4 separate regions of the Homo sapiens genome follow, and all the other regions are linked to region 1. The links are chromatin contacts, found by Hi-C or POLR2A ChIA-PET in ENCODE. All regions are on one chromosome and are shown on one strand. The core of a region is the stretch at or near the end of the contact, and the rest is flanking DNA. Distances in the headings are between cores, read along the strand shown. Region 1 holds the start of NSMCE3 (NSE3 component of SMC5/6 complex). Region 2 holds the start of NIPA2 (NIPA magnesium transporter 2). Region 3 holds the start of CDIN1 (CDAN1 interacting nuclease 1). Region 4 holds the start of AQR (aquarius intron-binding spliceosomal factor).

Evidence for each region. A loop is a pair of places that touch in the nucleus more often than their neighbours do. ChIA-PET counts read pairs that join two places held with the same protein, here RNA polymerase II (POLR2A). Pooled maps may share reads with other maps.
Region 2: a loop to region 1 is called in a pooled map, with 23 times the contacts of the local background. The contact joins the promoter of NIPA2 here to the promoter of NSMCE3 in region 1. A Hi-C loop is called at or near these places in 7 of 50 pooled maps.
Region 3: a map of CD4-positive, alpha-beta T cell shows a loop between it and region 1 (18-fold over the local background). The contact joins the promoter of CDIN1 here to the promoter of NSMCE3 in region 1. A Hi-C loop is called at or near these places in 2 of 168 maps with a recorded cell type or tissue (CD4-positive, alpha-beta T cell and naive thymus-derived CD4-positive, alpha-beta T cell) and 6 of 50 pooled maps.
Region 4: a map of naive thymus-derived CD4-positive, alpha-beta T cell shows a loop between it and region 1 (11-fold over the local background). The contact joins the promoter of AQR here to the promoter of NSMCE3 in region 1. A Hi-C loop is called at or near these places in 1 of 168 maps with a recorded cell type or tissue (naive thymus-derived CD4-positive, alpha-beta T cell) and 3 of 50 pooled maps. POLR2A ChIA-PET finds 5 or more read pairs at or near these places in 1 of 52 experiments (K562).

Annotation. Positions count from the first base shown.
Region 1 is chr15:29,268,409-29,271,125 of GRCh38, forward strand. NSMCE3 (NSE3 component of SMC5/6 complex) reads right to left here and starts at 1,414. Exons shown (of 1, transcript NM_138704.4): 1 at 1-1,414. The coding sequence starts at 1,297. The coding sequence ends at 383. The region is part of intron 2 of ENTREP2 (endosomal transmembrane epsin interactor 2); the gene reads right to left. RefSeq lists enhancers at 709-1,210, 1,211-1,710.
Region 2 is chr15:22,837,211-22,839,965 of GRCh38, forward strand. NIPA2 (NIPA magnesium transporter 2) reads left to right here and starts at 1,456. Exons shown (of 8, transcript NM_030922.7): 1 at 1,456-1,711; 2 at 2,445-2,580. RefSeq lists an enhancer at 1,353-1,582.
Region 3 is chr15:36,578,048-36,580,888 of GRCh38, forward strand. It overlaps CDIN1 (CDAN1 interacting nuclease 1), which reads left to right and starts at 1,579. Exons shown (of 11, transcript NM_001321759.2): 1 at 1,579-1,914. The coding sequence starts at 1,814. RefSeq lists an enhancer at 1,698-1,817.
Region 4 is chr15:34,968,161-34,971,203 of GRCh38, forward strand. It overlaps AQR (aquarius intron-binding spliceosomal factor), which reads right to left and starts at 1,582. Exons shown (of 35, transcript NM_014691.3): 1 at 1,379-1,582. The coding sequence starts at 1,453. RefSeq lists enhancers at 1-207, 1,376-1,525, 1,576-1,685.

The DNA.
Region 1 (2,717 bases), core at 164-2,663:
CCTTACAAACTGGGGTAGTTAGGAGACCTGATAATAGCTTTTTTATTTTCTTGGCACCAAAGCAACTTACTTATGTGTTCCTTCTTGCATTATCTGTTCCAGATCATAGTCAAGTTTTCCAATTCGTTTTACTAAGCTAGCAAAATTTTTTATACCAAAAAGAGTAAAATCAAAACAAATGCTCCTTTGTTTATAGATGAAAATCTGGAGCAAAATAACACAACATTAAAAAAACAAAACTTTGCAAACACATCCTAAAGCTACACACATTGAAGCGTTTACAGCAATATGCTCCCTGGGTTCGTTCTCCCTTCCCCCAATCCTCTAAACTGTGCCTTTGGGTCTCAGACCCTTGTCCCGGGGGTCCCTCTGAATCCACCTTTCAAGAGGATGGAGCTGGGCCACTAGGCTGAGGTCTGGCCCTGTTCTCCTCATCTGCCAAAGCCTCACAGTACTGCGCTGGCCAGTCCTTGGGGTCTTGATTATGGACCTTGGCCACAAACTTAAGAACTTTCATCTTGCTGGTTTCCAGGTTGGTTCGCGGGCCCCACTGGAATTCGTAGTCGACGGGGTCGGTGTGGGGTATCCGCCGGTATTCCAGGTAACGCTGTCGCACAAAGTCCTCAGTAATGAGTTTCTTTGGATCTCCGAAAATTAAATGCTTCTTGGTGGGGTAGACCCCTAAGCGCCGCAGAAAGTCCCAGGCTTCAGTTTCCTTGATGGTGTTGCCCTTCATAAAGATGAGCCCTAAGACGATCATCAGGAGGCCCGTAGTGGGCGTGCCTTGGTCACCCCTCATCTCGGCATCCTCCTCCACAGGCTCCAGGGTGTTGATGAGGATGTAAGTGTTGCTCTTGGGTTCAAGTTCCACCAGCTTATACCCGAAGACGTACTGGAGGCGCTCGGCGGCCCGTTTGAAGAGGTCGGGGAAGATGTCCTTGTAGTCCCCGATGACGTGCTTCAGTATGTCGGCCCGCTTGATCGGAATCTTCTTCTGGTCTTTAATCAGCAAGAACTGCACCAGCTCGGACACTTTCAGCTCCAGCTGCTTCTGGCTCCTGGGCCCCACGGCGGGGGCGGCCTGGGCCCGGCGGGCGCCCTGAGGCGAGGGGCCCTGCGACCCCTGCGAGCCGCCCGGCCCGCGGGACGTGCTCGGGGCCTCCTCGGCAAAGCCGTCTCTGAGAACCCGGGCGTCTTCCCCGGCCCGCGAAGCCCCGGGGTTTCCGCTATGGCTCCAGTCTCTGTCCCTCTCGGCCTGGCCGCCAGAGCGGCCCCGGTTCCTCGGTTTTTGCAACATGTCTCCGGCGGCAGGTGCCGGCGCACACTCCGGTAGGCAAGCAGCCGCGGCGGGGATTGCGGGTCGGCGACCCGCTAACGCCGGTGCCTGGAGGCGCGCGCAGTGTCGGCTGAGACTGCGTGCTGCGTCATGAAGCCTGCGCCTTGCGTCAGGGCGGCTGGGCGGTGCGCCTGCGCGGCTGCGGCGGGTACCAAAAGGAACAGCGTTTTCCGTGCAGCCCTGCAGGTCCGGGCGATGATTTTTAGTATAGTGAAGTGTTGTTACCAAACCATGCAAACAGAGAGCGAGAACCGAAACTCCTAAACAAGTGTGTCGCTAAATTCAGACCACACAGGCTCAGGCAAGTTTTACAGACAGTATTATGAGTTTCTAAATCGGGAGCATTTGTAAACGGAAAGAATTCAGAGGATGAACGTGTGAGAAAAAAAAAAGGTGAAGAGGAAGGGCCGACCGTGGAAGTAAAGTAAAAACATTTATTTCTACACAAAATGTAGAAGGACATAAAAGACCCAGAGGGCTCTTAGTTTTCGTCCCTCCACCCAATTTCATACCCTCCATCCCACTGCCCCCAGTTACTTTCTCTAATGCCCCGTGGAGTCTGTTAAAAACCAAAGTCGGCTGCAGGCTTTCTGCGCAAGCAGGACTTCAGTTTCACTATTTCCGTATTTATATTCTCTGCATTAAACTCCTTTAGCTAGACAACTATGAGAAGACCACAAAAAACGTGTCAGTATTAGGTAAATGTTTTAGCTTGGTCACATGGGTTTATCTTTTGGAAAACAACTGCTTTCGTCACAACCACAATTTTAGCAGAAATGGGTAAGAGGAATGCTGCAAACAAACGTGCACTCTCAAGAGATTACTACTTAATTTGGGGCATCACTGATCAAGAATTGCAATAATGTGGAGCTCTTAAATTTCTTAATTCATAATATATTAGCTTTGAGGAAAAAAAAGAGAACACTGGGGGATTTATCTCTCATCTATGATGTGATATACAGTCTCTACTGTATATTTTAATTGTGCAACTCAAGTAGCCAAAATGAGTCATTTCATTAACTCAAACCATCAGCAGTCTGCTGCCATGACTTCTACAGATCTTAGCAAATTTGTTTCTTCTCTATTTACTTGCAAAGAAGAAACTGAATTTCCCTGTGTCTTTTTAAAGCTACCCAGAAAGTGGATAAACTCTTCAAAGAACCAAATTGAGTTCCTCTTTAATGCAAATATATTCAAAGGAAAGCAATTTAGAACACATTATCTGAGTAATAGCATCAAACACAACCTTATTAAAATTTTGTTAATTGTTAGTAGCATAACACTTTTGTTTGTAATTCAGTAGGAAAATGCAATCTGATAATGGCACTGGAACTGCAATAGTAAATGTAAAATCATATTCCATGAACTAATGCAAGTATGC
Region 2 (2,755 bases), core at 206-2,705, 6.4 Mb before region 1:
GAGAATGGCTTCATTGAACCCAGGAGGCAGAGGTTGCAGTGAGCCGAGATCGTGTCACTGCGCTCCAGCCTGGGTGACAAGAAAGACTCCGTCTTAAAAAAAAAAAAAAATTAGCCGGGCGTGGCGGCGCGCGCCTACAGTCCCAGCTATTCGGGAGGCTGAGGCAGGAGAATCGCTTGAACCGGGGAGGCGGAGTTTGCAGTGAGCCGAGATCGTGCCACTGCACTCCAGTCTGGCGACAGAGCGAGACTCTGTCTCAAAATCAATCATTCAATCAATCTGCTCTCAGTGTCTCGAGGCGGGCTTTCACCAAACGTCAACCTCACATCTATTCCGCGACCGGGTCAGTAAGGAAGGGCCCAGCGGTCGTCGAACTACCACAGCTATTTCGGCCCCGCCCCGTCCCGCCCCCAGCTTTGGACCCACCCTTTCCCCCGCTTCTTGCCCTCTTGGGAGCTCTGTTCCCCTTTGGCATCGCCCGGGGACACCAATTAAATGCAGCTTCACACTGTGACTGCCCCTGGGAACCCTCATTTTATTTTATTTATTTATTTATTTTTGAGAAGGAGTCTCGCTCTGTCGCCCAGGTGGAGTGCAGTGGCTGATCTCGGCTCACTGCAACCTCCGCCTCCCGAGTTCAAGCGATTCCCCTGCCTCAGCCTCTGGAGTAGCTGAGATTACTGGCGCGCACCAACACGTCCAGCTAATTTTTGTATTTTTAGTAGAGATGCGGTTTCCCCATGTTGGTCACGTTGGTCTCGAACTCCTGACCTCGTGATCTGCCCGCCTCGGCCTCCCAAAGTGCTGTGATTACAGGTGTGAGCCACCGCGCCCGGCCGGAACCCTCATTTATTCTATTTTTTTTTGAGACGGAGTCTCGCTCTGTCGCCCAGGCTGGAGTGCAGTGGCGGGATCTCCGATCACTGCAAGCTCCGCCTCCCGGGTTCGCGCCCTTCTCCTGCCTCAGTGTCCCGAGTAGCTGGGACTACAAGCACCCGCCACCACGCCCGGCTAATTTTTTGTATTTTTAGTAGGGGCGGGGTTTCACCGTGTTAGCCAGGATGGTCTCGATCTGCTGACCTCGGGATCCGCCCGCCTTGGTCTCCCAAAGTGCTGGGATTACAGGCGTGAGCCACAGCGCCGGGCCCGGAATCCTCGTTTTAAATAAGGGCCACGCCGGAGTTTGATTTTGAACTGATCGGCCAACGCCACCTGGCAGCATACTGTACTGCTTAACTACGCTTCCAGCTTCGTCCCTCGCCAGGTCCCGCCTGGATCCTGCGCCCCGCCCCCGTCCCCACACTCTACGCGCCCCGCCCTCCGCGCTCAGCCGACTGGGGCCTTGTAAAGGAACCGGAACCCGGCGGGAGAGAGCCCCGGGGGCGGGGTGTACGTGGTGCGGCACTGCGCGTGCGCGCGAGGCCTCTTGCGTCATTTAGCCGCGCCTAGGTTTTCCGGCGCCGGCCCTAGGTCCCGGCAGCGGTGGTGACGGCGGTGCCGGAGGTTGTCCTTGGCAGGTTTTCCTCGGCGCTTCTCCATGGAGGAGGCGGTGCGAACGGCTTCAGCCCCGAATGCTCGCATCTCCCACTGGACGGCGACGAAGGCGGTGGCCGTGCGAGCGCAGGACTGGGCGGCCTGTGTGGGGGTGTGAGCCGCGGTGCCCAAGGCTGCGCCGGCGAGGGGAAGCCGCGCGGCCGGCCGGCCGACTAGGGTGAGGTCGCCACTCCTTCCTTTCAGGCAAGCGCGAAGGGGCTGACTTGGTGGCGAGCCAGCCCGCCTTGTGTCGGAGAAGGGTTCTTCGGGCAACTTTCCTTTCCGGGTGTTCTGAAGCGGTTTTCCTGTAATCCTCAGTGAGGAAACCCACCGTGAATCGGATTGCCGTTCAGTCCCACGGAAGCCTGGCTCGTTGGCCATGTCGGGGACGCATGTTCATTAAGTTCATTAAAATAATTTCATTTGTCTTGGTGAGTTTTAGAAGGTGGCTTCAGCTGCTGCGGGGATCATAACTGACAGTTAAACAAGCCTTAGAAGTCTGCTGTGACGTTTTGAGCCTGACTGTTTTAATTTCCTTTTATAAAATCACGGAATCCTATTTCCCTCTCTATACAATTGCTCAAAACTGTGTGTTTAGTTTGGTGTTTGTGCCTCCTTAATTTCTTTTCTAGGTTGTTAGTTCATTTAATACAGGACTGCATGTTAAGTTCTGTTTCTAGAAATCCTGTGTATAGCCATGTGCCCGGTTAATACTTTTTTTAGTAAGAGGAAATATCAGAGTCGAGAGTTTCCATTCCAGTAAGCTGCCTGTCGAAGCAGTAGTTGTGCTCGATTGAGTAGGTTTTATGTTGATTGGTTGGCAAAATGAGTATGAAGGCTAGTAACCAAATTATAAAACGTACTTAGTAACTTTAAGTCTTTTGCCTACTTCTGTGTTTTCTTCTTTCTAGGCTGGAGCTACTCGGCCAGGGTTTAAGACTTTAAATGAGAATAAAGGGTGGTATTTACGAGGAAATGAGAGTGAATAAGTCATCTCTAACCTCTCCCAGCCTTTTTTTCATAAGAGAGACCATATTAAACTTACATGTAAGTTAAAATTGTAATTTATAACTAATATTGTTGCATAGTTAGGGTTGGAGATTTAGGTTCTGTAATATTTATAAGTACAGTACTGCTTTGAAAAATTATTAGCCAAGTGAGAGGTTGGAAAAAATTAAATCTAACATGTATTTAATTTTTCTGAGCCAAGGTCTTGCTCTGT
Region 3 (2,841 bases), core at 329-2,828, 7.3 Mb after region 1:
GTACTTTGGGAGGTAGAGGCTGGAGCATCACTTCCGGTCAGGAGTTTGAGACTAGCCTGGTCAATAAAGCGAGACTTCATCTCTAGAGAAAAATTTTAAAATTAGCCAGGTGTAGTGGCATGTGCCTGTAGTCCCAACTACTCGGGAGGCTGAGGTGGGAAGATCGCTGGAGCCCAGGAGTTCGAGGGTGCAGTGAGCCACGATGGAGCCACTGCACTCCAGCCTGGGCGACAGAGTAAGACTCCATCTCTACATCAAACATACACAAATAAAACACCTCCATGAATTAAATCAGTTTTACAGACAAAAGAAATGAGGCTTCGATGGATTAAGGAATTTATTCAAGGAGGTATATCTAAAACTTCCAACCCAGGCATTATTCCAGATGAAAAATTTTAAACCACTTACAGGTTCTCTAAAGTCTAAGCACCTTTGCTTTAGTTTGCTTAAATTGTTGAAATCAGAAGAGAAACACAACACATGACCTTCTAAGAACCAAACAGATTTTAGAAAAGAGATTAAATGAGGGACTGATATCCCAACAAATTGCTTTAGGAGAACTGAGATCCATTCACAATACATATAGAAAATAAAAAAAGATTGGCTCATTACTCCAAACATTTATTGAGCGCCTACTATTTTCTGAGAACTGGGGTTACAATAAGATGCGATTTTAGACCTTGAGCAGCTAACTGCAAGGAGTGAAAGTGACTTTTTTTTTTTTTTTTGAGACGGAGTCTCGCTGTCGCCCAGGCTGGAGTGCAGTGGCGCGATCTTGGCTCACTGCAAGCTCTGCCTCTCGGGTTCACGCCATTCTCCTGCCTCAGCCTCCTGAGTAGCTGGGACTACAGGCGCCCGCCACCACGCCCGGCTAATTTTTTGTATTTTTAGTAGAGACGGGGTTTCACCGTGTTAGCCAGGATGGTCTCGATCTCCTGACCTCGTGATCCGCCCGCCTCGGCCTCCGAAAGTGCTGGGATTACAGGCGTCAGCCACCGCGCCCGGCCAAAAGTGACATTCTTTACTGCCGGCTGTTTGATGACGTCGGATTTGTTTCAAGTCTGTTTCTCAACAAGGACAAAACTGCCTTCCACGCGATGTACAGAAGTTGTAGGGCTTCCTCAACACAAGCCAAATTATGTTTACAGCGACCCTAGTGAGTTTTCCTGCTCGGACCATGACAGACTTGGTAGAGTGAAGACATGGTTTCTCGGCAGGCCAGTCCACGCTCCGAGGAGCGCTCAAACTGGCGCGTTAGGAAGTGTATTCAAATCGCGCGCTCTGGCAGGGGCTTTCGGGGGCTCACGCTGAAGGATCGCGGGGCACTCGTGAGACCTGCCGCCTGGTCTGTGCGTCAGGCCGCCCTGGCTTCTAGTAATTGGGAGAGTACAAAGCATCCCTTGTTGACCCTTTGATCCTAGGTGGGCGATGCCCTGGATTCCTACCTGCCTACTGAAACTCTGGCGCGGCGCCTTTCCAAGGGCGGCCGCTACTTCCTGGTTGGTTTGCCCTTAACTGACATGGCGGCTAGTTGCCTTCGGCGCACCACTGCGGCTGCTCAGTAAGCCAAGCTAGGGCACTCTGGTGTACAGCCAGTCCCCGCCGCGGAGGTGCCGGTGGAGCCTGGGACCGGGCGAGTCTCCGCCCCGCTTTTGCAGCTAGGGGTGTGTTTCAGGGGGGATTGGGGCAAGCCAAGCAGGCGAGGACCCGGGCCTGTGCCGCTTTGCCTACCCCTCATCCCTCGGCACCAAGGCTACTTGAGCCCCAGGGTGTTTTTTCCTTGTTCCCGCCACCTCCTGGTCCCTGGCCCAACATGATACTGACCAAAGCTCAGTACGACGAGATAGCCCAGTGCCTAGTGTCTGTGCCGCCTACCAGGCAGAGCCTGAGGAAGCTGAAGCAGAGGTTTCCCAGGTAAGTGTCCATCTCTCCCCTCTCACAGCCCTTTGCCTGCAGCAGCAGTGCCTGGGCCGCCCAGGCAGCGCTTAGGAACCACGTGTCACACATGAGTGGGGAGGAACACCAGTGTCAGGCGTTAGGAGGTCGAGGTTGGCGAAAAAAGGTTTATTCTTTCACTCGCCTTCCACACAAAACTCTTAACGGTGAGTTCATGGCAGCCTTCCAAGGCCTTGCAATTAAATTCAAGTCAACAGATATTTATGGAAAACGTGGTACGTGCTAGGTGATGGGTGAACATAGTAGGTGCTTCATAAATGACCAGAGGTTAATTGACAGATAGTAGGAATGAATGATGGGTGGGAATATGAATTGTAGATTCGAAAGGAGCAAATGGAGGACCCTTTTCAATTGGCCGTTGGAAACAAACAAGGGAGCATAGAGGTAAAGCGGCTTCATACTGTTTGACTGTGGCTTGTACTGTTAACTGTGGAATTAAGTGACCTCAAGGGTTCTCAATCCAATCAGAGAGCAGGGTACCCAGGGATTCCACTCTTGGGTCATTGGCCATTTGAACAACCAGATCTAAAGTTTCTCCATATATGTTATGCATACACACATTCCGGGTGTATTTCATACTTCCTCCCCCAAACACTTCTTTTTTCAGCGATTTTAGAATTATCCAACTTTCTAAGAAAGGACTTTGGGAATTATGTAGATTTCTCATTTTAATGAAGTGGAAACTGAGACCCCAACATTACATGAGGAACCAGTTGAGGACAACCAGGTCACTGTATTTATGTTGTGTTAAAAGCAGAGAATGTTTGTTTACTTTTTTCCTAATGAAAAACCAAATCCAAACCTGTACCATTTTGTTTTGTGGCACTGAGCATGGTTATTCCTAATGGAGAGCTTCCCCATCCTTGACGTATTCAGTCCCTGAAC
Region 4 (3,043 bases), core at 332-2,831, 5.7 Mb after region 1:
TACAAGGGAGGCTGAGGTGGAAGGCTCACTGGAGCCCAGCCAACATAGTGAGACCCTATCTTGAAAGAAGAAAAGGAAGGAAAGGAAGGAAGAGATTTTTTTTTTTTTTTGAGACGGAGTCTCGCACTGTTGCCCAGGCTGGAGTGCAGTGGCGCGATCTCGGCTCACTGCAAGCTCCGCCTCCCGGGTTCACGCCATTCTCCTGCCTCAGCCTCCCGAGTAGCTGGGACCAAAGGCACCTGCCACCATGCCCGGCTAATTTTTTTTCTTTTTATTTTTAGTAGAGACGGGGTTTCACCGTGTTAGCCAGGATGGTCTCGATCTCCTGACCTCGTGATCCGCCCGCCTCGGCCTCCCAAAGTGCTGGGATTACAGGCGTGAGCCCCTGCGCCCGGCCGGAAGGCAGAAATTTTAAGAAGGCAAGTGATATGATGAGATTTGCACTTGTATGAAATCACTCGGAAAGCAACATGAAGAATGGGCTAGAGCAGAGCAAGAGGAAGGACAATATAACAGATTACGATACCTTGGTCCAGGCAGAAAACAATGGCAACCAAGCTTAGGGTGACAGAGATGTAGAACACCAGATAGATTCAAAAGATATTTAGAATGTAGAAATGTAGGGACTAAGGGAAAGGGAGGATTCAAAATCACTCCCTAGGCTTCTGCCCTGGCAAATCTGTTGAGACAAGGAATAAAGAATAAAGAAGCAGGTGGGCATGATAACTTCTACATTGAACTACTTACACTCTTATGCAATTCACAAATAAATAATAAGAATGAGGAATGATGCTGACAACCACAGGACTGTGGTTCCCTATCCAAAGCCAACTGTGGCTCACAATGCAAGATAGTAAACAGATTCTAAATGAACGCTCTCAAACTACAGAATTACTCTGTTTTTAGATAGGTCTATTTGGAGGTGTCTTGTCAGTTTCTCATCGCTGCTCAAAAACTCAGGACACTCTAAGGACCAGGAAAAAGCCTACTCCTACTTGAAGAGGCAGTCCAGCATCACTCTGCTGCGAAGCCTACTTGCCAGTCTCAGATAGACTGGGGTGTTCCCTCCTCTCTGAATCCATTGCTCCTGAGACAAACTCCAACACAGCAAAACTCATACAGTAGTTTTATTTTCATGCGTCTGTCTTCCTTGGGCCATGAACTCCCCAGGGCAGGGCAGCTTCTTTCACCACGGTATGCCCAGCACCTAGCATAGTGGCCGGCACGGAGCTGATACTCAGTAAAAAGACGTGTGTGAATCAATTAACAAACGAATGCCTCCTCCGGACTCCTAAATCCTGAAAAAAAACCCCACCACCAGGCCTCGGGGCCACGACGTCCATACCCACTCACACACACCAGACTCGCCCGAGCTCACCTGGGTCACGAACTCCGCATTGATTTGGGACACCGTAGGGGCCACGATCTTCTTGGGCTGCGCAGGGGCTGCCATGGCAGCACTCTTCCCTCCACTCCAGTGGAAACTAAAGGACCGCTCTGGGCAGCGGCAACCCTGGTCCACTTCCCTTAAGTTACTGCCGGGGCGCTTAACTCCGCGCCGCACAAACGCTCCGGGCCGGATATCCTCAGCCTTCAGAGTCCCGTAGGGAACCCGTACAACAGCCCAAGCGTTCCTCGGGAAGCGGAATGGCGTGTAGCCGGAAGTTCATGCAGGCGTTGGGGCTGAGCTAGCGAGCCAAGAGCTTTGACCTCCTCTGTACACGCCCTCTAGCGGGCGGCAGAGAGAAGACACCTCGCTGGCGGGATTAGGAGGGCAAGGGAGGGACCCGGTGGATGGTGTTGGGTGGGGTTTCTCGTGGTTAGTGAAGAGTGCCGTGTGCGGTGAATGGGGATTTAGTTTTTTTTCAACCCTAAAGAAAAAACAAAACAAAACAAAAAAAACAGCCTGGGAATATGGGCTGGGTTTTAACTGCCCTTAACAGTGTTTTAGTTTAGTTTTGTTTTTTTTGAGACGGAGTTTCGCTCTTGTTGCCCAGGCTGCAATGCAATGGTGCAATCTCGGCTCACAGCAACCTCTGCCTCCCGGGTTCAAGCGATTCTCCTGCCTCAGCCTCCCGTGTTGTTGGGATTACAGGCATGCGCCACCATGCACAGCTAATTTTTGTATTTTTAGTAGACACAGGGTTTCTCCGTATTGGTCAGGCTGGTCTCGAACTCACCAACTTTAGGTAATCCGCCTGCCTCAGGGTCCCAAAGTGCAGGGATTACAGGCCTTAACAGTTTTATGGAGGTAAAAATTGACATACAATAACCCAGCCAGGCGCGGTAGTCACGCCTGTAATCCCAGCGTTTTGGGAGGCTGAAGCTGGCCGATTGCCTGAGGTCAGGAGTTTGAGACCAGCCTGGCTAACATGGTGAAAACCCATCTCTACTAAAAAACAAAATTTAGCCGGGCGTGGTGGCGCGCGCCTGTAGTTCCAGCTACTCGGATTCAGGAGAATAATCACTTGAAGCTGGGAGGCGGAGGTTGCAGTGAGCCGAGATTGCGCCATTGCACTCCAGCTTGGTGACAGAGCGAGACTAGCCTCAAAAAATAAAAATAAAATAATAATAAAAATAATTCACATACAATAACCCACACATATTTAGGTTGTAAAATTTGATGCGTTTTGACATGAACATACATTTGTGAAACTATTGCCAAAATCATAATGAGCATATCAAAGCCTCTAAAAGTTTCCTCGTGAACTTTTGCTATCTGTGCCTTTCACTGTTCCCACCCACTTTTCAGGCAACCACTGATCTGCTTTCTGTCACTATAGTTTGCTTTTCATGGAATTTTATATAAATGAAATAATACAGTGCATGCCTTCTTTCACTCAACGAAATGATTTTGAGATGGATTCATGTTGTTGCATGTATCAGTAGTTCATTCCTTTTTTATTGCTTAACATTCGTTCCATTTTACTGATATACCACAGTTTGATAAACTATTCATCTGCTGATAGACATTTGAGTTGTTCCAAGTTCTCAGTTATTACAAATAAAGCCACTATGAGCATTTGTGTATAAGTCTTCATGT